Linked DNA regions of Mus musculus: regions 1, 2, 3, 4, 5 and 6 are each linked to region 7. A link is a loop called in an ENCODE intact Hi-C map of the cell type or tissue named here. Cell type or tissue: heart. All regions are shown on one strand. Each heading gives the region's core, and the rest is flanking DNA. Links, peaks and the distances in the headings are about the cores only.

Region 1 (4,301 bases), core at 52-4,051, 340 kb after region 7:
CTAATAAAAAAGAAAGGAAGAAAGAAAGAAAGAAAGAAAGAAAGAAAGAAAGAAAGAAAGAAAGAAAAGAGAGAAAGAAAGAGGCCAAATAGAATGTCTGCAAGAGGGAAAGGAGAATAAAGAATTTTCAGATCCTTAAAAAAATCCAAACAATATAAGCATGATGGGATGATAAAATTCCCAGAACAGAACTTTTTCACTCATTCTGAGCAGTTTTGTTGTTAATTCACACCTGTTTCCTTAGATTTACTTTTATGTCTATGTAACAAGTTAAAATTTACAACTGCTTTACAAACGTTATGCAAAGGCCAAATGCAATGGAGTAATGTTACTTAAAAATATTTCAGTGATTAAGCTATCTTAATACTGAATAATCTCTAATCTCCCAATTTAATAAAAAAAAAAAAACCTTTCAGTTAATGATACACTAAAAAAGCTTAGTATCTGCAGAGGAAGCAAACACCAAACATACTCTCAAGATTAGTATATATAAATAAGTCTGTCACAAGATATCCCTCCAAGAACATACTCATTACAATTCCAGTAACTTAGACCACTTTCTCTCTACTCAAGACAAAGGCAAAACCAAAACAAATTACATAACCTAAAATATGATAAATCTTCAAAGCCTTACAAACAATGAAGGGGTGTTTAGAAGTCAGATGTGCTTTGCTTGTTAGTAGCAGTTCAAATTCCATTAGCATAGCTAATATGGAGCTAGGAGTATTATCTCTGCAAATAATATTGTAGAAGCAAATGAAGAACTAGAAAAGAAGAAAGTAGGTTTGCCTTTAAATCACAAAGGTCTACTGTACAGCATAAAAGCTTATTAAGCGTAACATAATGACTGTACCAGTAAGAAGATATATTTCTTATTAAGTTATATGCAGTTATTGGTTAAAATACAACATCCACTAGAGAAACTCCTTCATTCAAAATAAATTGGTTTTATGAGTGTCTGATTGTGAAAGAAGGTAAGCACTGCATTTAAAATAACAGATTAGAAAATTCATTTGGAAGGACTAAGTAAAGTTCTTAAACTATTAAACAATTATAAAAACTGATTTTATTAGCAGTATGAAGAACAAGAGTGAGTCATAAATCCTTTTATCTCTACAATGCTAAATTTATACCTTCAATCATTAGTAGTACAAACTTTATAATCTGTACATAAATATGATCTACAAAGAAACTTATTAATAAAACCAATTGGTATTTGGAATAACTTGGGTTGATGGTTAACCTTTGAAACCCAATTTTCCATTTTCCTATGTAAAAATCTTTCTGAAGTCTGTCACCTCTATAAGTGAGATGATCTAATGAAGCTTCCATACTTGGGATCCATCACAATAAGGATACAGACATGAATGCCTAGAACACTGGCCTGAACCTGGCTTAAGACAAGACCATATTTAAAAATGTGTCTTCGTGATGTTTACCTCGCTTATAAATGCTGAAGGTAAGGGACATGGAAAGATTCCACATCATTTGGCATGGTTACTACTGTTACTACATGACTTATCACATAAGTAATTTCCTCCTCTGAGGTTCTCTTGCTTTCCATACTGCCTTCCATACTTCATCAAGGACCATGAGTTTTGCAGCTACAGTCAGGAGCTTCCTGTATTTGTTCTGGAAAACCAAGCACTTCATTAGTTTGTTTACCTTTATGAAGTAATACTGCCATCTTGTGGGCTCAAGAATATTCCTGGTAAACAACATCAAAGGTAGTTGCATTGTTCCAACTACAGGCATAAACACAAAATTGTCTTTGCTTCAGTTTACTTCTGAATACATTGCCATGTGCAGCCCTTAGGTATTCCTGATAATGAGTAATTTAGTCTATACTGAACAGACTTTTACATGATCATATAATCAATCTAGTCATGATCTTGATTGGACTAGGTAAAGCACAAAGGAGTACACTAGCAGATCCCAAATAGGTCCAAAAATCTGCAAAGAAACCTTCATGGATTGAGGGAAATAATAAATAAATGAATAAAAGAGATGACATAATAATTTTTCATTTCTCATTTCTTTCTCTCTCTCTCTCTCTCTCTCTCTCTCTCTCTCTCTCTCTCTCTCTCTCTCTTTTATGTAATGATTTTTATACAAAAATCTGTGAAAGCCATGTAATCCCAGGAGAATTCATAAAGACAAGGATAGAGCATAAAAGAGTAGGCTATCATGAAGAAGCTATTTTATGGTCTTATTAACATCCCATTTATCTGTTCTGACCCTCAGTGAATATGTGTGTATTAGGTTTTCCAAATAAGACTTTAAAAGAGAGTAACTTTGATACTGAAGAAAATTCTCAATTCTACTTAGAAAGAACATTCTAGTGCTGCACGTACAAATATTACAGAACAGAGACCCAAGAAAAGAAGTCAAAGGTTCATGAGGTACCCTTTTGATAACTGCTCACAATTATACCTTTCACTGGCATTATAAAACTAGGCAATGTTCCCAAGAACAGTGTGTTGTGTGTGCCTCATGTTTCACTACTGCAGTAGAGTTGAGATATAAGTACTAAGCTTATTTTACAGACAAGAAATTGTTAATGAGAGACTAGAGAGATAGCTCAATTCACAAAGTCCTTGTTGTGCCCCACATAAAAGCTGGGTGTGACAAATCACAGATGATATCTCAGCACTAGGGAAGTGAGGGTAGCGGGGTCCCTGGGGTTCACTAACCTGATAGGCCAAGGATGTAAAACAGATGCCATTTTTTAAATAAATATATATATATATATATATATATATATATATATATATATATATATATATATATATATATATATATATATGTATATATATATATATATATATATGTATATATATAAAGGTTTGACAGGACATTGAAAGAACATATAGGGAGCTATAAGGGGAAATGGAGAAGAGAATAAGAGGAGGAGATAAACATATTTTGTTCTATAATAAGTGCAAATTTTTCAAAAAAACTATGCTAAACATTAAAACATGGCTGAAACTCAAGATTAAAATGATGTGAAGGCATAAGAGCTGAGTTCAAAGCCCAGAACCCATATAAAAAGCTAGGAATAGCAAGAGGTAAAATTAACTGCAGTGCTGGTATAGACAGGGTCACTGACAATCCATTCTACCCACAAAACAAGATGACAGCCTGTCTTTAAAAATATTATGGAAAAGGATAAAGATTCTCTAAGTTGACTTCTGGTCTCCACATACGCATGTGTGGTTGTTCATCACACCCATGAACACACAGGCATATATCAAATAACAAATACACACACACACACACACACACACACACACACACACACACACACAAGCAGGGCAAGATGGATGTATCCTGAGGAACAATACACAAGGTTGACATCTGACCTACAAATGACGCCACAAATATACACACAACAGCCTTCACACAGACACATGAATGCTTACACTTACATACATAGGGAGGGAGGGAGGGAGGGAGGGAGGGAGGGAGGGAGGGAGGGAGGGAGGGGAGAGAGAGAGAGAGAGAGAGAGAGAGAGAGAGAGAGAGAGTTAGTTTAGATGTCTTCACAACAGCTAATGTGAAATGTTGTTAATGATAGTTTAAAGCACCCAGCACTTGGGAAGTTGAGGCAGAAAGAACAAGATAAACCAGGCTAGATAGTAAGACCCCATCACACACACACACACATAAATCATCCATTCGTGCAACCAAGGCAGATCATGAACTACCAATATAGAACATGATTTATATAATTCTGAATAGGAAAAATTATAGAAATGATGTGTAAAAAATAGGCAAAAGCAAACTGTCAATCAGAAAATACTTTATTATGGCAACAACTAAGTGAGAAATAGAAACTATTATTATTTAAATAAATTTTGACATTCATTTATATGCCAAATGAAAAGAAAAGCTGCTCTTATCAAGCATACATTTAAACCTAGAGAAACTGAAAAAATATATATTTTTAACAGATCATAAACATGACTTATAACTAGATATTACCAATGCTTTACAAAGTTTAAGGCGGTGACATAAGCAATATTCCCAACTGATGATGTTTATGCTTCAAAGAGATACAAACTACTTCAAGTGTGGTTGAAGGTAGAACTTACATTAAATTAGCCTCAATAGTAACATGTTTTTATATTAGTGCATAAGTCTAAAAACCTTTACCTTGGTTCTTAGAGATCTGAATATCAGATAGTTGATAAAATTATATCTTTTACCTGATGTAATTTCTTAAATCAATTACCAAGAACAATCTATAGCAAGGTGTCCATACAATACATACTTTGGACTGACTGTCTGAAAAATTCTAG
Region 2 (4,301 bases), core at 223-4,222, 1.1 Mb after region 7:
TGTTCCTGTTTGAAAGAATTACAGGGATGGAAATGGAGAGGAGCCTGAGGAAATGAAGATCCAGCAACAGGCCCAAAGTGGGATCCAGCTCAAGGGGAGGTCCCAAGGCCTGACACTATTACTGAGGATATGGAGTACTCTTAAAAAGGGACCTATCATGACAGACCCCTGAAAGATCCAACAAGCAGCTGAAAGAGTCAGATGCAGATATTTGTACCCAACAAATGGATAGAAGCAGCTGAACCCTGTTTTTGAATTAGGGAAGGCTGAAAGCTGAGAAAGGCGATCCTGCAGGAGGACCAGCAGTCTCAATTAACCTGGACCCCTGAGATCTCTCAAAACACTGAACCACCAAACAGACAGCATACACCAGCTGATATGAGACCCCCAACACACATACAGTAGAGGACTTCCGAGTATGTGATCATTTAGAGATGATACACCTAACCCTCCTGAGACTGGAGGCCCCAGGGAGTTTAGGGGTCAGGTGGGGTGGGGGCTGGAGGCATCCACGAGGAGACAGGGGGTGGAGAGGAGATATGAGATGTGGAACAGTCGGAGGGTGGATTGGGCAAGGGAGGAATAAAATATGGAGTGTAAAAAAGAAAAAAAGAACTCCCAATGTCCCATTTCCCAAACACTGGAATTACAATCACATGTCACCATGATAGGTAAATACAGTAAAGAGCTAAGTTCCAGAATCAGGAAGACTGGAATCTCAGTCATGACAATTTTATACGTATATGTTACGACCTCTCAGTTGCACTATAAAATGTATGCAAAGAGACAGGATTTTTCTTTTGTAAACATTAAATAGTGAATATAAACTGCTAGGCAGAAGGCAGAGACACCTGTGAGCATTCATGAAGTGCTATATGAATCCAAGGCACAAATAAGAACAGTGCTTTTTTTTTTAAAGCTAGTTGCTATGCGTGACGAACATAAAATCTCCCTGAAAGTATTTATAACTGTTTAAGATATAAGTTAAAAAAATCATAAGGTGACAATATTTGCATCATTCAGAAACTATAAAAGTTCAGTGATTAATCAAACAGGCAGTTAAAAAGATCAACATGCTTTTCTAAATATAGTTTTACTCTCAAAAGGCAAAGGGGCGCTTGTCTGATGCTTCAGGTCCCTTTAATTGAATATATGACATTTTTCTTTTTAAAAAGATTTGTTTATGCATATATTTTATGTACATGGTGTTTCATCTGCATGTATACCTGCACACCCGAAGAGGTCACTGAATCTCATGTTACTAGAGTTACAGATAGTTGTGAGCTGCCATGTGGGTGCTGGGAATTGAATTAGTGACCTCTGGAAGAGCAGAGAGCTCTTAATCAGTGTACCATCTCTCTAGTCCTAATATTATATTTTAATTTATGGTACACTCTAGACGTCTTTTGAGATTGACTGATTTGGAGAAATGGGAAAAGGTGATCAACAAATAATAAGAGGATGAGTGAACTCCCCCGAGGAAACTGCATTGGTCAAGAAAGAGTAACACTTTTTGCGTCTTTGAATAAATGAGCATCTTTCCTCGAACTAGACATTTGTCAAAAGCAATTTCTCTTTACAACTCCTCTGGGTAACTCCAAATCCCCACCCAAAATTATCCTGAACTATTCGCAGTGAGTTCATAGTAAAGTCAGAACATTCCTTACTGAAAGTGTACCTGATTCTAATCAATGATTTCCACAACATAAAACGTGTATCTAAAGCTGATGCATACCGTTATAGGAATGATAGCGTCTCAGTAATGCATAGCAGAAAAAAAACAAAAAACAAAAAAAACAAAAACAGAAGCCATTTTTAATTAAAACTGAAGGAGAAAAGTTCAATTAATTGAAAATCAGGAATGTCCCATTCTGAATGCATGCAAAAGCCGCCGTCTTCAGCTGCCTGCTTGCCCTCCCAAGTGAACCCCCAACTATTTTAACAGTATTCAGTAAAGGGTACATAATGTAACTTTCAAGAAACAGGGAGACCAAACCCTGCGAATAGACAGGGTAGAAACACTGCACAGAACCAGTTGTCTTCGGCTAAGATCGACTTCCACGTTGGAGGTAAGTCAAGCGAATGAAGACAGTGAGCCGGATCCCAGGGCCTTCTCCAGCCTCAAGGAGGATCAGGCACCAGAGGAAAGGATGGGGATTTAGGGGGCCAACTTCTGTCTGCTCACTTCTCGGTCCTATCCACATTCGGCAGGTAGCTGGCAGGCCGAAAACACCGGGAAGAGAGGGAAAAGTCACTTACCAATCTCCGTCTATGGCGCTGATCCTGCAAGGGCCTGACGCGCTGGCCAGAACCAAATAGTCGGCATCTCAGGCAGCCCTGGCGACCGCTCGAGAGCGTCACTGACAACCACCCGGAACTGGTAAACTGCTTCCGGGAACGCCGAGCGCGCGGCGGGAAATTGTTTCCTAGAACCTAGTTTATTGGAGCAGGGAGTCCTACGGTGGTAGTCGTCGCCCCTACCGCCACCACCGGCAGCTTCGCAAGACGAAACCAGCCCAGAAGCTTCGGCCGGGAAGGTAAAGCGCCTCAGCTCGGAAGACGCCATTTACCGCGTTCTCAGGCAGCGCCTCTGACTTCCCGGCCGTCCTCTCTGGGCCGCGGAGGCGCTTGGCGCTCGTGCTTTCACAGCCTTGGTTCCTTCAAGGTGAACTCGGGGCCCGCGCCCGTGCCGATGGCCGGGCCCTCCGATCTCGGCCTGCCCGGCCCTTCTGGGCAGACAGGTCCCTGGCGAGCCCCGCAGCGCGCCCAGGCCGCTGCCCGCTGCCGGGGCTCCGGGCGCTAGGCCGCTCGCGTCTCCCGTTTCCATAGAACCGCCTAGGACGCCTCACCCCGTGCCAGTTCTTGGATGCCTACAAACCTTAGCTTCCATGAAGGTGGCAGGGATTCCCAGGGCCTGCCTTTCATTAAGATGAAAAACGAGACATTCTTTCTCTCGAGTAGAATTGTTTTTCACACCGAAATGAAAATGAGCTTTTTATCTCAGCGGTATTGTAGGCTTTGAACAGCAGCGCGCGAGCACCTCTCCTAAAGGAAGGGTTTGTGTTCCTGGGGTTCCTGAGCACCAGGACAACTCTAAGTGACAGAAATGTATTGCGTTTTCAAGGTCTGGCTAAATTGATACTCATTTACCTTAATACTCCAAATCGGGATTTGGGACCTGTGGTTGATCGAAATTGATTTTCAATTCCCCAAGCTCTTTTGTGAAAAATGACTATCCTCTACAGAGGAAAATAGATAAATAAATAAGAGAAAAAATTCCTTTGAAACATTGGAAATGACTTGAATTCAATCACGACCCAGGTCTTATATTGGTTTTCAAGCTGTTGCTGTGAATGGAATGATTCTTGTTTATTCTAGGTGTTCAAAACATAGCTTGATCATTTGGGTAGATTTGTGTGAGAAGAAATTTGATTATTTGTAAGGTAACATTAAGAATTTCACGACCTAGGATGTTGAAACACTCAAATGTTTAGATATATCTTAATGTGAGACAGTCTTCAATAAGCAACTAAACTTCAGTTAGACCTGTTTTCTTAGTCGAGATTTTTCTCATGCTTCATTGACTTGGGTGAAAATCAATGATATGATTTAGAATATTTTTGCTTTTGTAAAGCAGAAAGCTTAGATCATGTTGGTGTATGAAACAGTAGTCTGTTGTAATTCCTTTTCATAATCAAAATAAAGAGCAGTTAAAATTCCATTCCATGCATTCACAATTTCCATGGCTGCCTCTTTGATTTTTAGGAAACCAATAGTATAGGCTTACTAATTAAATAGTATTTTCAGTTTGTTTCTTGGCTGTATTATTCTACAAATTTCCACTGTTTTAAAAACCAGGTAAAGAATAAATTCAGTTCTCCATAGGTTAAAATCATAAGGCTAAAGGAGACTGAATACTTTCAGAACTTAAGTCGAACATCACCTGTTCTTTTTAAGCGATTCCAACAAGATTATTTTGAAATTTAAAATATATTATTTTAATAATATGCATGAAAATTTTCAATAATTGATCCAAATCTGTTTTGAGAGAGAAAAATAGAAACTTTTATCAATAGGAAAGTAATAAAACTCTTTAGAATATTCCAGGAAATATGTGAATATTTTAGATATTGGAATTATGTTTTTGAAAATGATTAATAATTGTTTAATTTCTTCATTTTGTTGTTCTAAATGTCTCCTATCCCACGTAGTAGATTCTTTTTTCATGTAGTATTACCTTCCTGCTATACTGATAGAAATTAGATTGCTTTGTAAAATTGCCTCATAAGATTGTTTAAGAG
Region 3 (4,301 bases), core at 196-4,195, 490 kb after region 7:
AAGCAAAGGGCTCACTTCTAGCCAAGAAGCAGAAACAAAGAGAGGAGGAAGGGGCTAAGGTCCCACTACCCTCCTCAAGGGCATGCCTTCGATGATGAAAACCTGTAAGCAAGACCGAATGGAAACCTCTGAGCACGACCTGATTCTTCCCCGTAGCACTTCTCTGAGGACGTAACCATAAAAGATGAGCATTCAAGATGTAAACTATTCCAAATTTTCATTTAATCAGCTTCATTTAAGGATATATAACCAAGAGAAATGAAAGTAAGGTAAACAGATGTTTGTGCACACAGCTGTATCATTTACAGTAGTAGCCAAAAAAGTAAACAATTCAAGCATCCACAGGTAAACAAATACATAAAAACTGATACATTTATACAGTGATTATTATATTCAGCTTTTAAAGGAAGGGCATTCTGACATATGCGATAACAATTGAAACGTAGGGACATTGTCCTAAGTTAAATAAGCCAGTCACAAAAGAACGAATGCTGTGTGAGTACACTCATATGATATGTCCACAATAGTCAGAGTCATAGACACAGAAAGAAGCTCCATTGTTGCCAGGGGCTTAAGAGAGTTAGCAATGAGGAGATAGTATTTAATATGTTACAGAGTTCATCCAGGAAAATGAGAAAGTACTGAAGACAAACAGCAATGATAGCTATTCAACAACATGAACATCATTTGCATTACTGAAGTCTTGAAATTGTTGTTGTTTTTCTTGTTGTTGTTGTTGTTGTTGTTGTCAGAGATGCCTCCTACTGCCCAACTAAAATATTTTATTAGGTACATTTTACTATAATGATAAAGAAAATGAAAAGTAAATTTGGTACAGAGGAGAGACATATTCACTAAATACTGACACTATTGGGCAAATCCAATCTAACAAAAACAAAGGGCAACATACATGACATTAACTGACTAAATGTTGCTCTTTATTGAGCATGGAAGTACCTTTACATGTGTACTGACCCTAGATTCTCCTCCCAAAGCTAACTAAGTTGGTGATCAATAAGCACAAACTATCATAAATGTAACAAGTCACTGAATACGCCTTCTCCAGACTACTAAGCCCTATATCTTTATTACTCCAGTGATAACAAATGTATTTCAACCTTAGAGCCTTTGTACTCAACTACACCATACCCCCCATAACTGTGGAATCCAGTTCCTCACTTAATTTGGATCTGTACTCAACAGCCCCTTCTCTCCTCCACTTGCTTCGTTTTTTCCTCGCTACCTTTCTCACTCCTGTTTATGCATCTGCATGAGGATTGATCTCCACCCACCACCAGTCCAGAACTTTCTGTATTGTTCACTACTATCTTCGCCGAACACAGCACATTATCAGACATACTGTTAGCGGCTAGTCAATACAAATAGATGAATGACTAGATCAATGCTCGAAGCTTTATAAATTCTATTTCCCTCCTGGCCTGGATTCTGTTCTCTATGTACAAGTGCAGCTGTAGTCTCGGCCAAAAAGCCATTCCAGGCAGCCCTTCGGTTCTCATCTCTTTGACAGGTTAAGGGACCAGACTCCGAGTTTAAAAGTAGGAAAGCTTACAAAATGCACCATACCAGTGCATACCAGTGCAATGACATTGAAACCCGAATTTAGCCTGCTCTGACTTAGTCTGAGAATGAAAAGGGGTATCTGTCCCTCACAAGAAAGGAAAAAGAATAAGGAGAAACAGAATACTTTGACAGTGCTTTAAGACAAGACCAACCATGAGCTTTAAGAGCACCACCACAATGGAGCTATTTCAAAACAAGGCAGTAACTGGTCCAGGCCACAGAACTTTTTCAATGCAGCTTTTTTGAGAATTTGGGGAGAATGGACAGTACGAATTGTCTCTTAAATATAGCCCAAACACTCTTAGGCAGAAGTTACTTGACTCCAAAGACAGACACTTTGGGAAAATGAGAAGCACGTGATGTGGTCTACTTCAGAAATAAGAAACTTACAGACAAATGTACACATCCTACTAACTACACATGATACAAGTTTTTGAGGGCATTTTATAAGCACACTTCAATGTTTGCTATTAATGCATGCCACAGCTTTGGTGGTTGACAATCTTTGCATGAAAACAAACAACTAAAAACAACTTCAACCAGACAACTGCAATACTGTAAGTGGAGGGTCTCTTCCTCTATCTAAGGTATCTGGTGAAAACCAGAGCTTCAGGGACTCAGACTCAGGCTAGCCACCCCAGGTCACACGTGTTCCTCCTGCCTGGAGAGTGGACAAGGCAGGTGAGGCAGCCCTTTTGCAAGATCTTGCACATAGGTAAGAGAAGTGACCCAGAGAGGACGCGTGGCTTCTGACAGTCAGGATCCCGGCGCCAGCATCCCGCCCGAGTCCCATCCAGGCCAGCCCCTCGGGGTCTCGCCCCTGCGGCGGCTGGCAGAGGTGGCCAGCGCAGTCCTACCTGAGCTCTGTCCCCAGCTGCAATGCTGAGAGGGTAGGTGCGAGGAGGCGTGGCCTTCCAGATCTCTGGGCGAACTCCCTTGCGCCCTGGCTCGGACTTTCTCTCTCAAGATCCGCGCCCCGACCAAGTTCGATTGCACTTCCGGGTCTGCAGGGAATTTAAACGTCATTACGCATGCGACGGCCGCGGCGCCAAGAACCCGGAAATGGGCGGAGCGAACCTCTACATCTGTTCCTGAGGCTCAGAGGGCAGTGTGTGTGTGGTGTGCGTTGTTGTGGCATGTCCCTGTCGTACGCTGCTATTCTAAACTATCCTAAAGCCTCGTTCTGAAAGAGGAATTTCAATATTCTCTGTGATGCTGGCCTTAAGCGAATTCCCCATGTCCGTCCATGGTTCATGTAAATTCACCCCACCCTTGATATTCAAGTTGAGACCTATGTTTGAAAAATTGTATTTATCACAAAATTAAGACAGGAAGTTAACCCTAATATCCTATTGAGAGCTAACTCAAATGAGAAGTATGTTGGTGTTCTGTTTATCCAAAAAAGGTCTAAAAATCCTTCTCTTTAGGGTAGAATAGTGGTGAGCAATAGACACAAATGATTTTAATATTTTATATGGTATTCTGATGTTTTCTCTGTTTTTTAATCCCAAAACCATTATTTTGCCAATTAAGGTCAAAGCATTTACTAAAGACACGAAGCTATGACTGACACCTCGGTAACTGTGAGGAAAGGCTGGTAGCTAGCAAACCTATATTTGTTATATTACCAGACAGGGAGTTCCAGAATTCTTGAAAGTATATTGTACCTCACTCCCATAATTTGTATCTCTTAAACTCAACTCCTGCTTCCTTCAGAACAAAGAGTGATGCAATTTATTGGCAGTGTGCTCTTACCCACTAAAATGTCAACTGGATGAAAACAGTGATTTTATCTTGCCTTTTAAGTATCCTCAACCAGGACAAGATGCCTGTCACAAAATATACAATAAACATCATTTGAATAAATTAATATCTATTCATTGCACTATTTGGAGAAACTTAATGGGAAGTCATGAGGGCAGTAAGGACATGTATGGATGGAGAAAAATGTAACAGGGTGTTCCTGAGGAAAAACATAACTTACTGAAATAAGCCAAGAATGCCTGGGTGGAGCCCATAACATTACAAAGTTTAGGGTTTCATTTCAGGCTGCAGCTCAAGTGGCTTGTAGGGTAGAACTTACAACTGAAGAAAAGCTTTGATTACAGTAAGCAACTTGAATTTTGTGTTTCAAACAGGGTTTTTTAAATCATGAAAAGCAACATAACATTTTCATTTTGATAGAATGACCAAAATAAACAAGCTCATTAAAAATAAACCTGAGGGGGCTCAAGGGAGAGTTCACATGTTAAGAGCACTTACTGTTCTTCCAGAGAACCTGGGCTGGGCTCAACAAATGCCTACAACTTCAGTTCCAGAGAATCCAATGCCCTCTGGCCTTTGGTGAGTTATATACACAAGTGGCTAACATAAGCTCACACAGGCACACACAAATACATACAAAAATCAAACCTCCTATAAATGGATAATCCTTGTCTAACCTTGAGGAGAAACATTGGACAAAATATGTAACTACTGCTTCTTCAGTCAATGTCACAATAAAGCATACATTGAAACTATTTACAGCTTGAAATCAGGGATGGCAATTCCCCATAAGATATTTTATTGTTGAGAAGTGTTTTGGCTATCCTGAAGTTTTTGTTTGTCCATATGAAGTTGATAATTGCTGTCTCCATGTCTGTGAAGAATGGTGTTGAAATTGTGGTGAGAATTGCATTAAATCTGTAGATTGCTTTTGGTAAGATGGCCATTTTTACTAT
Region 4 (4,301 bases), core at 67-4,066, 1.2 Mb after region 7:
TTTCCTGTGTTTTGCAAATTGTATCTTATATCTTGGGTATCCTAAGTTTCTGAACCAATATACACTTATCAGTGAGTACATATTGTGTGAGTTCTTTTGTGATTGGGTTACCTCACTCAGGATGATGCCCTCCAGGTCCATCCATTTGCCTAGGAATTTCATAAATTCATTCTTTTTAATAGCTGAGTAGTAGTCCATTGTGTAAATGTACCACATTTTCTGTATCCATTCCTCTGTTGAGGGGCATCTGGGTTCTTTCCAGCTTCTGGCTATTATAAATAAGGCTGCTATGAACATAGTGGAACATGTGTCCTTCTTACCCATTGGAGCTTCTTCTGAATATATGCCCAGGAGAGGTATTGCGGGATCTTCCAGTAGTACTATGTCCAATTTTCTGAGGAACACTTCTCCATTGTTGGTGGGATTGCAAGCTTGTACAGCCACTCTGGGAATCAGTCTGGCGGTTCCTCAGAAAATTAGACTCCTGTCTTCATTTTCTCCATATTTTGATGTATATTTATTATGTACTTATTTTAGAGAGGCTGATAGTCTGACTCTCGATATATATAAAAGGACAAAACTGTTGCACATTACACAATACCAGGAGGTTGTAAGAGACTAGAATTTTCCCTGTTCACGGGTAATTTTCAGCAACACTGCTATACTGAAGATCCCACTCTGTAAAAATGTATTTTCTTATTTTGCATGTATTCTCAAGCAGGAACATTTCAAACATTAGAAGACAGTGTGGCATTCCCGTGAAACACACAAGTGCACCAGCCAGGTGCCTGATGCCCAGACTGTGGTTCTGACTCCCGGCATCAACCTTGCTATCTGTGTGCTCTTTAGTGCCTTGTTTAGATCATTAAAAGTGCAGCTTCCTTTTTTGGGCATGCGTTTGAACCCAGGGATGTAGGCAAATGATATACTATAGGCAAATGCTACATCACTAAGTTTCATGTCCCCAAACTTTTTCATTTATAAATTATGATTAGAGAACTTGGTTATTGGAAAGATTAAACTGAAAGTAATAATTACTACTAACATTTATACTATCACTATGACAGCACTATTCCAAATTCAAATAACCTGTGTAATTATAACATAGATGAATAACCATGTTTATGTAGATAAGTCTAAGCAATATAAATATAGGTTATTTCTAGAATTTATCATTTAATGCTAAATTTCAATGCCTCTTGAATACACACACATGCAAACATGCATGCACATGCATGGTTGTACACACACACCTGCACATGCATGTGTGTACACACACATACACCTTTGCAAACACACATATTTTCAATCATATATGACAAAGCACACAGTCTCAGGGTGTAGCAGGGTTAAACTCTGATCATATGATTTTTTAAAAAAAAAGTAGTCATAACTGATGTGCAGAGACTATATGAGAAGGAAACTGAGTTAGTTTTTGACGAGCAGAAAATGGATTAATTCACTGTGAATCTATTTTGTGTTTGGTAGTATAACAGGCACAGTAATACAATAGTCTAAGCATCATAGGCATGGACCCTGCTTCTATGATGTGTAGAGCCCACAGTGCAAATAACATGGCTTTATTGGGATGCTTAGCAGCAAATGAAGGCAGATGAGAGTAATATCTAACTATTGCTGTTACCTATACTACCTACCTGAGAGATCAGAGAGCTAGGAGAAATGGGCTCTAATTCAGAGATTTCATAATAAAACATCATTTTCAAATGCAAGCTTCCAAATAATTTGATGTCATTTATTAGCAAAGGCACTTGTTACTAGTTAATACCAAGTTGTCCAGAGTGGATATTAAATAGGAAATAATAAGATAACATAGAGACTCCCATAGGTGCTCTATTTAGATAGCTTCAATGTTGCACACAGGTACTTTTATGGTTGAAATTTTCAATGAGTAACATTGCAGTTCCTTTTACTAACTAGAATTATAAGTTATAAGGTTATATTTCACTAATAGAGAGTCTAATTTGATTTAATTAGAATGTGAACACTGGAATTCTCAAAATTAGATAGAACCCATTTGCTAGAAGAGAAACTGGCAATTTCAAGCCATGAATAATGCACGTTCCCCACCTAGTGGCACTTGTGGTAAACTGCGGGCACATCACAGTATCTTCAGATAATTTAATTCATAGGCAACACTGGAGGTTTCATGGAGAGTTTCAGTTACTTAAATAATTTGTGATGTTTAGCATCTCCTTTTATTCCCTTTCAATTCCTACTGTACTCTCTAGATCAGAAAGCCTCCACTGTATCTTGCCATTGCAGTACTAGCCAGACTGATTTCTCTAATACCTGTATAACACTGGAATCTATTCCATTCGTCTATGTAAGAAATATGGAGTAAGTTTGTTTATGGCACATCCAGCAGGACATCTGGATCCAATGCAAATGGTTCCTCTCCAATTTGTTGAACTTGCTGGAGACCGACAAGAAACAGGGTGTGAGCACTCTGAGAACGCATTGTAGGTCCTAAGCCTGTGATAATCTCTCTACCTGATATTCCCTGCTGCTGCTCTGCCAACAGGATAACTTCTGCACATTCTTCAAGCCTTCCCTGGCTGTTAGCTGATTCATCTTGCCTTGCATTCAGTTCCCAAACTGACAGTAACCCGAGACAGCTCCCTGGCTAATCTGTGTTGTCCTCTTAATTGGTCCATTGTGTCTACAGACCTGCAGGTGATTTCTCTGATGAGAGAAAGGGGGAATGTGGGAAAACCTCTGAGGGTAGTTACTGTCTTTACATATTTGAAACTACCCCTGCTTTCTTCACTGCTCTCACTCAGAGAAGAACACAAATTACAGATATCCCTGGTGCTGCATCCACCAGTCCAATCTCTGTGAGCAACTCCTCACTCTCATCCATTGTTTGCAGATGTCTTGCATGTGGCTTCTGATCACCATGTCATCTCTCCCAACTTACAACACATGTGTTCTTCTCAGCAGATGTTATAGCTTTGTGTCCATGTATCCGCATAATCAGCGAGAAGGAAAAGCAGCATGCTATTTTCTAGTAATTTAGGTCAAAAGAACAGTTCCTCTTTGATTGCCTAAGTATTTTAGGTGAAAATTGGGCTTACAATTTAGCAAAGGTTTGTCTGGTTCCTTCAATTCAGTTTTGCAGGTCAGTTGTAAGTGATTAATGAATGCCTTTCAGAGGTCACTATCCATCTTCAGAACACACCAGTCCTAAATTGTTAACCTTCTACTCTGAAGAGAGAAACTGAATGCTTCACGAACACATGGGACAAGAGTGTGATTTGATCAACAATGATATAGGACTCATGAAATAGATGTTTGTTCACATAGAAGCCATCTTTCTGTTTCTGATTAAAACTACTGCAAGCGATAACTTGTGGGACTAGGTATTAATTTACCCACTTGAGTCCTTAATGTGTAAACTACTACAGCAACTACATTAGCAGACACAATATATTCTTGAATTGCACAATATTCCAAGTATATGTGCATATACATTTCAAGAAATAAAATTTGTGTTGACTTATCATTCTTAAACATAACTTTTTCCACATATATCCATTTAACTCTAGACAAACAGACAGTGAAAATTTGATTTGCCAAGGATTTGAATTTGTGTATCTACAGGCTGCATATTCTTACAATAAAAAGTAGAAAAAAAAACTACTTACATGCCTTCAGTTATCTTTGTTGGATATGATTTCTTGGGTACAAATAACCAAACTCTCTCAACATAAGCCTGACACTGATAATGAATATGTTTCAGATGCCAACAGGAAAGCATACTACTGTTGCAATTAAATGCAAATGTTTTGAGTGAAGGCAATATTAAAGTCAAGTTTAAGTCACTGAATGAGAAAATGTAGAAGTTAAGTGGCTCAAAAGGAGTAATTTAAACCTGCTGAGTCAGGGTTTTCCAGGAAACAAGCTGCCCCTTAGGAATAAATCTGGTGTAGTTATAAGCAATAGGGACTCTGTCTGTTAGGTTTCAAAATTTTAATATGAATGGAAATGTTATTCCCCACACTATGACAATTTTATATGAAGTATACAGGGCTTCATTCTAATAGCATGTCTCTGTTTATTTAGCCAGTTAGTACCTACTATGTGTGCAGTGATCCAGAGGACATGATGGACTGTCCTCACTATGTGTATAGTGTTTCAGAGCATATACTAGACTGCTGTGTCCTTACTATGTGCACAGTGATCCAGAGGAGATGCTGGAAGTCTGTGCCCTGAAGTTAACAGACCCCACATAAAAACATCTGCACAAACATACAAATCTTGAATTTTTTTAATACAGAAGA
Region 5 (4,301 bases), core at 59-4,058, 740 kb before region 7:
CGAAGGAAGAAGGAGTGTGCATGATAATCGCGTACATGGCAAGTCACTCAGAGTTGTTGAAGGAGCATGGATACAAAAATGAGATTTATAAAATGATGAAAAATTCTTATACCCAACTGTAATATTACTTCCTCTATGTCTTCAGACAAAGCCACATTTCTCCATATGGTTCTAGCACATATGTTCATATAACATTTTTAAAAATTAAAATATGGAAGCTTTAAGTATTTGTTTATAAAAACTATTTAATATGCTCATTTGTTTTAGAATTAATCACATACAGCACAGAATTCATGATAAATTAATATAGCTTTATTACTATAATCCACATTAAATTAGACACACAGAAATTGAGGTATCATAATAGGCAACCAAAAAATAGTTGGTAATGAGTAATGAGTTCTTCATTATAAGGTAATGATTTATTCCAAATTGCATTTTGCAGTGAGTCATCAAATATTTTTAACAAAATAATTTTTTTTTTAAAGACAAAGTCTGTTTATATTGCATTGTCTAATGTCTTGTATTTTTCAATATAGAATGATTAATTAGCATCCTACATCTAAATATAATATTAAAATTAATGTAGAAATAAAAATATCACAAAAGGAAATATAATTAGAAAATGTTTTTATGAACAAAATTAGGCATTTGTTTTCTTAAATTGCACCAAAACTGTTACCAGAATTAAGAGAAACAGATTACAGTTTAATAAACTGAACTACTTCAGCAAGAAACATTTTTACTTAAGACTTTATTAATAAATACACTATTTTGATACTAGCCATAGCTGAACTTGAGGTTTTCTTTGATATCTTGGATAACTTAAGATATCCAACACTTAGAACAAACACATAGGCAATTGTGCACTGCTGTTTTATTTGGAAGATGTGTTTGTAGGTTTCTTAGTTTAAATCTTTTGTAACATCCCCCATCATACAAGGTCAACCCATAAATAATCGCAAAAACGAACTAAAAATAAAGATCCGTGTTTCAAAAGGATGTGGATAAATGTAAACGCACAAGATCTTTTTCTTCCTCATCTTAAGGCAAATGTCCATCTTCTGTGGGTCAAACAGCCCAAAGCAGTCTCTTTTAAACCATCTATTCTCATAAACAACAAGCCTTTGACATCTGTGACACAGGAGACATGCAGAAGTCATTAAGGGCATCCCGAGGGGATTCCAACAGTTGCTTCACTTTAGGGTGGGTGTGAGAAGGCTTAAAATTAAATTACTCTGAAATAAAGTTAGAGCGCTAAGCAATTTCCTGCTGTCTGACTCAGTAGGGTTTCCCGTGAGAAAAGAAAGTAGGCGAAAAGCTCAGACAGACAGACAAACATATTTACCCCTAGGTGGAAGGTACAAATTAAATTAGCCTGCTACAAAAGGGAGATGTTTTCTCCTTCTGTTCAGATGTCATGGTACTGAGGAAACATAGATTGGGGCCAAAAAAAAAAAAATTGCACAAATGCATTCATTTGATCTACCATTCATACTGATCCAAGGTCTAAACAGAACACATAAAAGAACAGCACTGTGGAAGGACTTCCTCTCCCTAGTTACCAAGTTGAGAGTTGCAAGGGAACATGGGAGCAGGGGGTGGGGATCTTTCTAGAATGTTTCAGCGTTGAGGAACTGTCAGAGGATGTTACGGAGTTAATGACTGAATCTGAAATCACATCAGTATAATTCAATTCCATATTTCATAGAGAAAGCTGCTTTTTGTGCACAGTATGGTGTGTATAAAGGTACGTTGTGAACTTTCTTTCTCTGTAGCTGGAAACCAATATAGGCACTTCCAAAGAGTCAAGTATCTATTATAGTGCCTCATTAATATGCATGTTTTTGGCACTCGGTTTGGTTCAGCTGGTATGCTTTCCAGTATCTCATTCTTTATTTATATGAGACTGGGAGGTGTGACCTATGGAGCCAGTTGGCTGTCATGAATTGGAATATTCATTAAGCCTCATGAATTATGCATTAGACTGCTTATAATACTGAGATCCACATTTGATCTAGCCAGAACTCTCAACTGCTTCCCATTTGATGGAATGATCCACATTTTGGTCAAACTATACATGTGCTCCATATACTGCAGAAGGAGTGAGTGTACATTTGGTATCCTGAAAGGCTTGGAGATTTTTGCAGCTCACATCTGACTAAGTGAGTTTCGTATTTTTGCATATAGAAAGGGCACAGTAGACATGGTTCTCCTCGAATAAACTAGATTACAGTAGCATTCTTCTCCAGTTTGGATACTACTTTCATCCATTACTGCCCTTGCCTATAAAAGTCAGCAATGACTGGTAAGCAGCCAGAATTAAAAACGACATATAGCTACCTCCTGGTGATCCACATATAAAAACAACACTGAGTACAAAGAACATGGAAAGGGCTCTTAAGAACACAGCTTCTCTTATGAAAAACAAGGAAACACTTTTATGATAACCTTATTTGTTTTGATGCTTAGCATTGGTAATTATGTCCATCCTACATAAAACCTAATTTTCATATGTTGCTGATGATATAAAATCTTATAAAGAAAAAAAGTGGTTAAATTTTAAATATTTTTATTTTCAAGTATACGTATCAATATTAAATTTATATTGTATTTAAACCCATACCTTTTAGAACAGAAAAAAGGGACTGAGATGAATCACTAGATATTATGATTTCTTACATACTTCAACAAATTCAAGAGCTAAGTGCATGCCATTTTCACATTCTTAGTATATGCTGTTCAACTCTGTCCTCCCAATCTAATCTTAATAAAAATTAGCTTTATATAGTCTCAATCTTTTATCATTTTCTACATTGGAATGTGTTTATTATTTTTTCCCCGATGTAGGCCTGCCTTAGACAACACTCTTACTCATGAAGGTAATTATTACCACAATTAAAGCCTGAAACAGAGTTTGAATGTGGTGAATTCCCTTTGCTCTATTCTGGAAAAGTTGCCTAAAGAATCTATAGCCTGCTCTGTAAACGGTCATGGGTGAGTCTTGGGTAAAATGGCATTGTTTACAGATTTTTTTTAGTGAAGAGATTAGCTGTCATTTATTTTCACATACCTAACTGAGGAGCCTTGTGGTTCCCAGCAAGAGTGTGTTCTGCTCTCTTTCTCAGCCTGTCACATCCCTGTCAGTTTCAATAAAATTACTTACCTGAATTATGCAAATGAAGCTTTGTTATGTTCAGACCCCAGCATTGTTCATCTCCACTACAGCTGAAAATTCTAGCAGACCTCTTGCTTACACTGTCTGATTCCAGGACTTCTTAGGTCAAGACCTTTGAACCTCAGAGCTTGACTTATGCCACAACCATTTGACAAATCGCCCAGACCCTCACAAAAGCTGGTTGAGCCCCAGAGTGGCTGCTCTCTCTATACACCACTGTTTCTCTGTTTTGACATTTCCTTCTCACTTTTCCTCTCAGTAATTAGACAAAGGGAGAAAAAGACATTTGTGTTTAAAGAATGCTTTCATTTAGGACTGTGATAAATGGCTCCCCTCCCCAAGAAGCTGCAAGCCCACTCTAGGACAGAGGGTTCCTTCACAAGGGCCTGGAAGGCGAAGGCCTCCCACCAAAGCCTTCCAAGACTTTAGCTTTGCCTCTAAAGAGCCCACAGAGAGGGTCTACTGATTTGCTCGATTCTCAGTATTACCAAACAATTGGAAAAACATAGCATGAACTTCCACATTAAAACTATCATGGTTCTAAAAAAAAAAACTATTGAGTTTGTAATCTAAATAATTCTAGCAAAGCTGGATGTTGAAAAATGGTACTATGATTTTTAAAGTAATTTCCCTATCATTAAATACCTTTCTGTTCCAATAATAAATTACAGATTGAACTATAACCCATTCTTTGATGTCTCATCTAACATCTTGAGAAAGAAAGCATTAACATGAATATCAGAGAAGGGGTAAGTTTGAAATATTCTCAGAGACGTTTTAGAATAAAATGTGAGCTTACCTTGTTGCCAAAGGAAAGGATGGAGGAAACTGTTAAAAGAGTACAATTTACATCAGCTGTGTTTTCATATGCTTCTATTAGAGTGGTGAGTTAATGTTTCTTGGTCTATGGAGGGAGGAAGATTGCCAAACATGATAACATATTGAAACTGCATGTGAACCCATAGTCTCCAGTTTGGTTGAGGAATTAGTGTGTTGCCATTCAAGTTATGGTTAATCTGTTGCTTGCACTCAAACTCTGATGCCTTAATCAGAGTAGCCTTTCCCAAAGCAGGCAAATTACCTCAAGCCGTCACATTTTAACTACTAGACCATAGAATAGATG
Region 6 (4,301 bases), core at 153-4,152, 220 kb after region 7:
TTGTTTTTTTTTTTTTAGAGAACACTTATGGCTCTAAAAAGATAACATTACAATTAGACTTCCCATTCTGAAGATAAGATATTTGGATAAAAAAAGGTGCTGTGTTATTCAAGAGAGTAATTTACTTTAATCATAAAACTTCAAAGACACCCAGAACAGTGGGAAGTAAGCACGGCCCATGCTAGAGTGCATGGCCCATGCTGGAGTGAGTGCCATGGTTGTTTTCATGCTCTCTGCTGCTCTCTTTGGGGGACCTCATGATGCTGTCTCTAGACCCTGACTGTCACATTTCTTCTTTTCTATGGGCACACTGAAGTCTTCAAATTAACACTGTGTCTCTGGCTTGAGGTAATCAATGATTAGGTATAGCACAGTGTGACGTTCATGTTATTCTTTGCTGTTCTATAACCATCCAATGTCTCAAAAATTAATGCAAGCATATCAGGATCTGAAATTAACTTTTTATAGCCCAAAGCAACATCCTGCTAGAAGAAGAAAAACCTATTATAAATGGGTTGGCATCTGATCACTTGTAGATAGTACCAGAAAATAACATTTCACATTATAAAATGTTGAAGATAATAAAAGCTGTCCCATAATGATTAATCAGTATTTTGCTTATGAAGTGATGAGGTATAACTAGGTGGTGCCTGTTCTTAGTAAGTGACAGATCCATTACCAAAGGTCACGGATACCCTGTTTTGGCTAATATTCTTATGATGCCACATGGAACACATTAGGAAAAGAAAACGCTACACAACGTTTCTCTCTGAACTGCTTACTAAACTTGGAATTATTTTTTTTTAATTATAAAAGCCCATCACTAGTTTATTTAAAAAATATGTATTATTCAATACACACTTTAAGGAATCACTTGGCTGTAGGAGAGACCGCTCACAAGGCAAAGAGGTTGTTGAGTCAACCTAAAGACCCAGCTTTCCTATCTGGAATCCATGTAAACTGAAAGAAGACACCGACTTCATAACACTGTCCCTCTGACCTCCTTATAGATGCTGAGGCACTTGCTCCTGATCAACATTATATATGGAAATAATGAGAATAATAAATAATTTTCTTTAAAAAGTCTAAAGAAACGCTGTGTGAAATTAAAACAGAAAAATCAATCTAAGGCTATACATATATATATATATATACATACAAACACACACACATATATATATATATATATATACATACATATGCATCTTTCTATAAATGCTTCAAAATAATTTCTTTTTCAAGTACTTATTTAGAAAAAGCTAATATGGTATGCTGCAAAACTAAGGACTTTTATTTAAAAGTGTCCACATGCTCATATTCTGGTATTCTACTGGTACTCTGACAAATTTAGGTCCATTAAGAACCTCTTTTTGTCATAATACCAAATGTAGGTCACAAAATGTTAACATAGGCAAGAAAACTTTATTCTAACCTATTATATTAAAAAATCAGCATCTTTCACTAATAAACATGAAGAATGATTTGAGTGTCATTCACAAAATATAGCTAGAGAGAGTATGATATGCTACCAGTTCTGTAATAGATTTAGTTCATTAGCAGAGCAGGGTAGAATTGTTCTACATCCTCAAAGACTTTTAGAATGGGAGGAGGGAAGCGTGGAAGAGACAGGAGGAAGAGGGAGTTTTAGTTTTTACAGCATATAAGAGATGTAACACAAAATGGTATTCATATTCTTAGGAGAGGCAGGCGGTGCCCTGACTAAAAACATGAATATTAAAGTTAGAAAGAGAATTAAGACTCTAAAAGATGATTAGAATAAAGCTGGTTTTAAAACATATTCAAGGTGTAATTATAAATGGTAAACCCTCAGCTAACTACACTGCCACTTAAGCTTCTTTCATGTTGGCCCACAGCACTATCTGTGAGTAGACTTAAGAAATTGAGGAGTAGATAGTGCTTAAAATAGTTCTGATAGGCTACAAGTCCCTCCAGAGCACATGCTAAAAATAACAAACAAGATAACTAAAATACATGTGTATAAACCAAATGCAAAACATGCTATTTATGCCCACCATTCAGGTCCTCCGTGTAACATCCTTTGACCTTTATCCAAGTGAGGCACACTAACTTGTGAAAGCTTTCTCTCACTCTGGCTGGTGAGCAGCACAGCTGGCAAGGGATCTAAACCTCATCACTGGGCAAATTTGCCCTTCTGGTTTTGCCAAGAATGACATTTCCAGTGGGGAGAAAAAGTTACTGTATGGGACACTTGAGACTGTATTTGCGAGAATCTATAGCTTTTCCTGCTTGTTATTCCTATATATCTGTACTAGAAATAAAATGAAAATAACAAAGATTCAAACATCCCACAGCTCTCTAAGTTCAATTGTTAATTAAAGTAAGACCGAAGCAATCAGCTGAATATTTCCACTAATTTCCCAGAGAAGGATGTACTGAGGATAAGCAGTGCCCCCTAGTGTCCGTAACTACAGACTATAGCAACTAAAACTACTTCGCAAATGTTAGCTTAAGTATTAAAATTACAAGTGTGCAACAGATTATAAATTCTTCACTATTCACAACACCTATTTTATATAGAAAGGCGTAACAATCATTCACTTAATATGAATTTGCTCAGGAATGTGTATGAGGATGTACATATGTATGCATGCACACACACACATGCACACACACACACACACACACACACACACACACACACACACACTATACACACACTGATACAGCCAAGATGCCTTTAACAACCCAGGTAACTAGGGAAAAAACTTCCACCCAGAAAACCAGGCAATGAATGAATCAAGTGTGAGCAGGCCCAGTAGAGTAGATCACTCACTGTGAAGACATCCAATAGGAACTGCTGGGTACACAATCCAGGCAGCAGGGCTAATGACTAAAGCAGAATGGCCACTCCAAGCTCTAAAGGTTTCAGCCCCACAGCCAGCTGCAATTAACCCTGTAAAGCGTCTATTCCTGCTGGTGTCTATTCCTGCTGGTAGTGGAGGTTAGAAGAGCTGGACTGAGGAGAGGCTGATCTTAAAAATGCTGCAACTTTTACTGTGTATTCTGCATACTCAATCCTGTATGTAAATAATAAGTAAGGTGTGTCTCATAATAATATACAATATATTTGACATAATTTGTACAGAATTAACGTTGGGATAAGTTTTTGTGGTGAATTTAGTGAATGGAAAACGTATAAGTTGTATTTAAAGGCCTATAGACCATGGAGAGAGTTACAGTGTACAAAAAAGATGAAGCCAGATTTTCAGTCTCTGAACTACACTTCTCTCTCTCTCTCTCTCTCTCTCTCTCTCTCTCTCTCTCTCTCTCTCTCTCTCTCAATCAAAGGAAAGTATCGCACAGAAAGAAAGACTGGAGGACTGGCTGTTATGCAAGGTTCCCTGCATATCATTTGTAAGACCCCCGTGAGTTACTTCTCAATGCAAAGCAGTAACACACACACACATACACACACACACACACACACACACACACACACAGCTTTACAGTTTCAAAGTAGGAAATATAAATGTGCTTTTATGAAGAGCCCTATGTGCATTTCATCTGCTCTGTTTTTAAGAGGAGGGATCAAGACAAAACTTTATAAGACCTGAACAGAATGCCCACAAAAACATTTCAGAGTAGGTGAGCTAAGCCATGCTTAGAATCTTGGCTAAGACAGAAATGGAACCTTCAGTGATGTAAAGTTAGAAAAGTGTTCTAAGACACCTAGTGCCATTTAAAAAGAGCTTCTTTGGTAAGACTTAAAAATCTCAGGGGTTTAAAGAACAGCAACAAATATACACTTGTTATAATGTAGCACTGTTTAACTAACGTACAGAAGGAAATAAAACAAAACCAGGCATTTTTTACATTGTTTACATTAACGCAAAGTTTTGCTGAATTAAAAATTATAAGATTTCCACAAAGATCTCTTCAGGAAACAGAGTTTTGTCACACATTACCAAGAGCCACCTACTTAGACAGGTGACTGTGAAAAGTGACACTTGATCAAGCGTCACAGAGGCTTCTGCACAGTAACACTCACAGCTGGGCTACTACAAGTGCCACTAAGCAAGTGACTTTTTGCAAGTTTTCAACAATCTAAAACATTTATACATAGAAACTTGTTCCATTCATTTGCATTTTTATAAAAATTTATTTTCACAGACATTTACAGTTTTCACCTTTCATCAACTATTACTGATCATTTCAAGAGTTCTAATAACCATACTAGTTGCCTATCTTAAATCAGCAGTATCCAAGAAAAAAGAGTAGGGTTAGCTTTACAGGCTAATATCACCAAGAAACACAGTTGG
Region 7 (4,301 bases), core at 173-4,172:
GAGGCGACCCCCTCCCCGCCCCCAGCCCGCCTAGCCCAGCGAGTAGAATCTAGCTCTACTCTACCTCACAGCTCTGCACGGCCACCGAGGTTCTGTGCTTTGGAGAACCGCTGTCCCCTTTAATCCGCTGACACTATCGCCCACATCAAACGGGCAGCCATCGATTGCCTTATTTTATTCGGGGCGACCTCAGGCTGGCGACTGAGCGCGACTCGCGAAGTCCTGTCTGCGGCGCGGCTAGGCACAGGTGCCGAGGCCGGCGGGCTCCACGGCTTCTCCATCTCTGCAAGCTGCAGGCTGGCCGCGCGGAAGCTAAACTTGATGCAATCTCGGGTCCCCTGCCCACGTAGCGTTTCCCGCTCCGGGTGGGAGAGGTTAGTGAGAGGACCTGTTTTGGGTTTGGACTGATGGGCTGGCAAGGATCCTCTCCTCCAAGGAGGCGTACCTTCCAGGCCCGGACGAAAGTTCTCCGGGTCCTACCTGGGCTGCCTTGACTGTTTATCTAGGCTGGCGAGGACGAGTAACGATTGCCTTTCTACCTAGCCACGTTATCGAAGATTACAGACCCCAAGTTTCAAAACACACACACACACACACACACACACACACACACACACACACACGATTATCTTTGCGTTACTTGCCTGGTACGGCAGGGCTTGGCCGAGTCTCACTTCTGGTGCCCACCGTGTACAGCCCAGAGTCCGAGGGAGACTAGGCATGCAGACCCCGCACCCAGCAGGCCTCCGGTTCCCGGACGCTTGCTTTTTGCTTCCTCTCCCACTGTTTTGTGACTCTTCCCTCCCCCAGCCTCCCTTTCTCTGCTGCGTTCCGCTGCTCACTACTCCCTGTCTCTGATTGTTTGGGGAGTAAAATTTAGAATTTCTATATAAACAGCGCGCACACGCTCTCTCTCTCCTCTTTCCTTCCTTCCTTCCTTCCTTCCTTCCTTCCTTCCTCCCTCCCTCCCTCCCTCCCTCCCCCCTCCCTTCCTTCCCTCCTTTTTTTTATCATATCAATTTCACCTTTAAACGAACCGGAAGACTTGATCACGAATATTAGGGCTGAGAGGCTAAGGCCAGGAGCCCCTGCCACCCCATGTCCCGCCTCTCCATCATCTGCGTACAATGGGCCGCAGCACGCAGAATGCAGTCTCCATTATTCCAAATAGAAGGGCATACATAAGAAAGTCTTTATTCTGCTCTTTAAAAAAAATATATATCACTGGCCACTAAGTGGTAGATCCCAGAGACCAAAAAGCGCAAAGCGTGCCCCAAACACTCAGCGCTTTCTAAAGCCCTCACTAGTGAGATTTAAAGTGGGAACCAGTATTAATAGCCAAACCCTACCTCTTTCCATACAACTTGGCCATTTACTTCCACCTTTACCTTGGGGCGCTCGGAACGCTTGAGACAAACTTTTACGCTCTCCCTAGTTGAGGGCTGGTAAGAGGGACTCTCACTCCCACTCCCACTTCGGGTGGAGGCAGCCGTGGCTTTGTCACTCTGCCGCCCTGTGCCTGCCTGAGCCTGCGGATGAGAGCGATCTTAAAACGAGGGGGGTTGCGAGTGTGGGATTGGAGAATATGTAACTAATAGAAGTATCGTTTTCCCCAGTACCATCTTTCAAGGAAAAAAAAATTCCATTGAAAGAATTTTCAAAGTGCTGTCTTGGTTTGGAGAAAAGGCACTGGTTGCCAATGAGGAGGGGAGGAGGGACTCGGCTGCGTGCCGCCTGAGAGCGGCTCCCGTCCGCTAGGTGGCAGGCCGACCTAGCGATTCCTGCAAGGCCCGCGGCGGGACCCGCTCCTCCTGCCTACCCCTCCTTTTGCGACCAATCACCTTCGGGAATGGGGTCTCAGTCACACACACCCCAACACACACACACACACACACACACACACACACACACACACCACCACCACCACCACCACCACCACCACCACCACCACCACCACCACCACCACCACACAGCGAGTGAGAGACTCAGTCTCTTCCTCCTCCTCCTCCTCCTCCTCCTCTCCCCCTCCCCCTCCCCCTCCGTTTCCCACTTCTCGTCCCCTCCCCTCCTCCCCTCTCCCTCTTCCCCGTCTTCTCGTTCGTTCGTTTGCTCTTTTCCTGTGACTGACTTGTCCGCACTAACAGCCGCCCCACAACAATATGAGGAGTTACAAATGCTTTATTAATAATCATTGAAGCATTGTTTGGAGTTTGAGCATCCTGGGAATAAAAATGATGAAAAAGGAAAAAGAGGATTGATTGGAAAGTTTATTTTAAGATCATCTTTGGGATGAATAGGAATCATCGATTCGGATCGAATTTGTGGCAGTAGCTGCAGTTTCATGTGTGTGCTTTGTCGTAATTACGCCTCCGAAACTATGATATACTTCAGATTTTTAAATGAGGAGGCTTTTCATAATTATATAAAATGAGCGGGATACAGACTAAGATTATATTGAATGTGAACTAAGATTCTAAACCAAGTAGACTTCACAAATCATTAAAATGATGGAGTTTTTTTCCTCATTAATTTTTTTCTTAACGTTTTCAGTGCCACTCCTTACGCTCATAAAACCTAATTCTGAAAAGTTTTCATAAGATATACAGTAATTTCTTTCTCCTCGTTTTTTCCCATCACAACGCGTTCTCCCCTCATCATCCCTTTCCCCTCGTGTGTGTGTGTGTGTGTGTGTGTGTGTGTGTGTGTGTGTGACCATACACGACCCATACTAATCAGGTCTCAGAGTAAATAGCAGCGCAGGGCGATCTCAATGTAAATTATGCTTGTCAGAAGCACCCCCCCCCTCACTTTCTCTTCTCCTCCCCTCGACATCCCAGACTGTAGGTAGCTGGGGGGAGGGGAAAAGGACTTTCCAACCAATGGCGTGAAGGAGGCTTGGCTAACCTTAGCCTCCCATTTTCTCTCCCCCCCCCCACCCCCCATTCAGGGCTCTGACCAGTCAGTCGCCTTTGATTATCAGTTGCCAGCAGCCCTTCTCTTGGCTCCTTGACACGAGCTCCATATAAGGCAGAGATCTCCATAGAAACGTGTCAGTTTCAATAGTAGTGTCAAAGTTCACTATATACAGACATTCGCGCAGATCCCCCTTTCGGAAACATTGCTCTGAGTGTCCTCCCGTTTAAACGCATTCAATTTTTTGGTCCCTCTCCTCTCCTCTCCTCTCCTCTCCTCTCCTCTCCTCTCCTCTCCTCTCCTCTCCTCTCCTCTCCTCTCCTCTCCTCTCCTCTCGCCCCTCTCTCCCTCCTCTCCTTTCTCTCACCCACTCTCCTCTTGCCCTATCTCTCCCCCTTTCTTTTCCTTACATATTCTACTAGTTGTCGCCCTTCCTCTTTCTCTCCCTCCTTTTCTCTTTCACTCCTTTCCTCTAGAAGAGAGAAGACTAAACTTGAAAAAAAAAGGAGGAGGAGGCACCCCTCAGTATTCTTCTTATCGTTATTATATATATATATGTATGTATATATATATATATATATATGATTTTTTTTGGAGGGAGGGTGTTGGTTCCCAGCTGAAGAGCACTTATTTAAAATACTAAAAAAAGAACATTTTTGGGCGATCTCCAGGGTTTTTTAACTAGCTCTGTGTGTTATAGCAGAAGAAGCAGAAGAAGCAAGAAAGAGGAAAAGAAGAGGATTATTTATTCGACCTACTTTGGATGTCTCTCTCGCTTTCTCTTTTTCCTTATTTTCTCAAGCATTTTCTTCTGATTTTTATTTTTTTCCTATTTCGCTGTGAATTCGTCGCTGGCGTGAATTATCTCGTATTTTTCTCCCCCTTCCGTCACCTCCCGAAAGAAGAAGGCAGAGAGAACCCGGCGCCACCCGCACAACAAAAAGAGCAAAGTGTGTGATCTTCCTCGCCGGCTGCCTCCCGCTCTCCAGCGCTGCCTTCCTGAATGGCTGGCTGCGTCCGGCCCTGGACCTGGCCCCCAGACACCCGAGCGCCCTGATCCTCGCCGGCAGCTTCGTCCCGATCCTGCTCGACTCTCCCAGCTCCCCGCACTCTTGAAACCGGGCGAGGGCTCCCGCCAGGACAGCGGCGGCGGCACGGGCAGCACCGGCCTCGGCTCGCTCTCGGGCTGCGGCCCCGACTCCGGCTCGGACTCCCGCCCGGGCCCGGGCTCCTCCAGCGGAGCACGCAGCGGCGGCCAGCTCCTCCAGCAGCGTCTGCAGCCGCGACCTCCTCCTCCGCGGCCGCCGCCGCCCTCGCCGCTTCCTCTATGTCGGCTCAGCCCGCGCTCTGCGCGTAGCCCCAGCGGCCAGCGGCCAGCGGGCGGGCGG

The links. Peaks named below come from ENCODE experiments on the same cell type or tissue, not always from the same donor. Only the 100,000 strongest peaks of a DNase experiment are listed, where the experiment ranks them.
Region 1: a loop joins it to region 7, with 2.9 times the contacts of the local background. A loop is called at or near these places in 5 of 42 quality-filtered maps.
Region 2: it touches region 7 in a loop (2.4-fold over the local background); 4 of 42 quality-filtered maps call a loop at or near these places.
Region 3: it touches region 7 in a loop (4-fold over the local background); 4 of 42 quality-filtered maps call a loop at or near these places.
Region 4: a loop joins it to region 7, with 3 times the contacts of the local background. A loop is called at or near these places in 4 of 42 quality-filtered maps.
Region 5: it touches region 7 in a loop (5-fold over the local background); 2 of 42 quality-filtered maps call a loop at or near these places.
Region 6: a loop joins it to region 7, with 8 times the contacts of the local background. A loop is called at or near these places in 12 of 42 quality-filtered maps.

The regions. Positions count from the first base shown.
Region 1 is chr13:77,862,344-77,866,644 of GRCm38, reverse strand. The region is part of intron 5 of Fam172a (family with sequence similarity 172, member A); the gene reads right to left. Among named protein-coding and RNA genes, the nearest start is that of Fam172a, 160 kb to the right of the region's middle. In heart, for the core only: a CTCF peak has its summit at 1,692 (motif pointing left); no DNase peak of the experiment used is centred there.
Region 2 is chr13:77,133,589-77,137,889 of GRCm38, reverse strand. Slf1 (SMC5-SMC6 complex localization factor 1) reads left to right here and starts at 2,422. Exons shown (of 21, transcript NM_134071.3): 1 at 2,422-2,537. 2210408I21Rik (RIKEN cDNA 2210408I21 gene) reads right to left here and starts at 2,354. Exons shown (of 20, transcript NM_001145676.1): 1 at 2,260-2,354. In heart, for the core only: no CTCF peak of the experiment used is centred there; DNase peaks (open chromatin) are centred at 2,379 and 2,819; H3K4me3 peaks cover 2,582 bases; H3K27ac peaks cover 1,348 bases.
Region 3 is chr13:77,706,991-77,711,291 of GRCm38, reverse strand. Fam172a (family with sequence similarity 172, member A) reads right to left here and starts at 2,602. Exons shown (of 10, transcript NM_001163419.1): 1 at 2,439-2,602. In heart, for the core only: no CTCF peak of the experiment used is centred there; a DNase peak (open chromatin) is centred at 2,611; H3K4me3 peaks cover 1,551 bases; H3K27ac peaks cover 1,189 bases.
Region 4 is chr13:76,967,382-76,971,682 of GRCm38, reverse strand. All of the region lies in intron 17 of Mctp1 (multiple C2 domains, transmembrane 1), which reads right to left. Among named protein-coding and RNA genes, the nearest start is that of Slf1, 170 kb to the left of the region's middle. In heart, for the core only: a CTCF peak has its summit at 2,093; no DNase peak of the experiment used is centred there.
Region 5 is chr13:78,935,435-78,939,735 of GRCm38, reverse strand. No RefSeq gene overlaps it. Among named protein-coding and RNA genes, the nearest start is that of Gm25383, 220 kb to the left of the region's middle. In heart, for the core only: no CTCF peak of the experiment used is centred there; no DNase peak of the experiment used is centred there.
Region 6 is chr13:77,980,839-77,985,139 of GRCm38, reverse strand. All of the region lies in intron 7 of Fam172a (family with sequence similarity 172, member A), which reads right to left. Among named protein-coding and RNA genes, the nearest start is that of Pou5f2, 42 kb to the left of the region's middle. In heart, for the core only: CTCF peaks have their summits at 2,236 and 2,439 (motif pointing left); no DNase peak of the experiment used is centred there.
Region 7 is chr13:78,199,202-78,203,502 of GRCm38, reverse strand. The region is part of intron 1 of A830082K12Rik (RIKEN cDNA A830082K12 gene); the gene reads right to left. Among named protein-coding and RNA genes, the nearest start is that of Nr2f1, 2.5 kb to the right of the region's middle. In heart, for the core only: a CTCF peak has its summit at 1,728 (motif pointing right); DNase peaks (open chromatin) are centred at 352, 1,772 and 2,952; H3K4me3 peaks cover 3,944 bases; H3K27ac peaks cover 3,436 bases.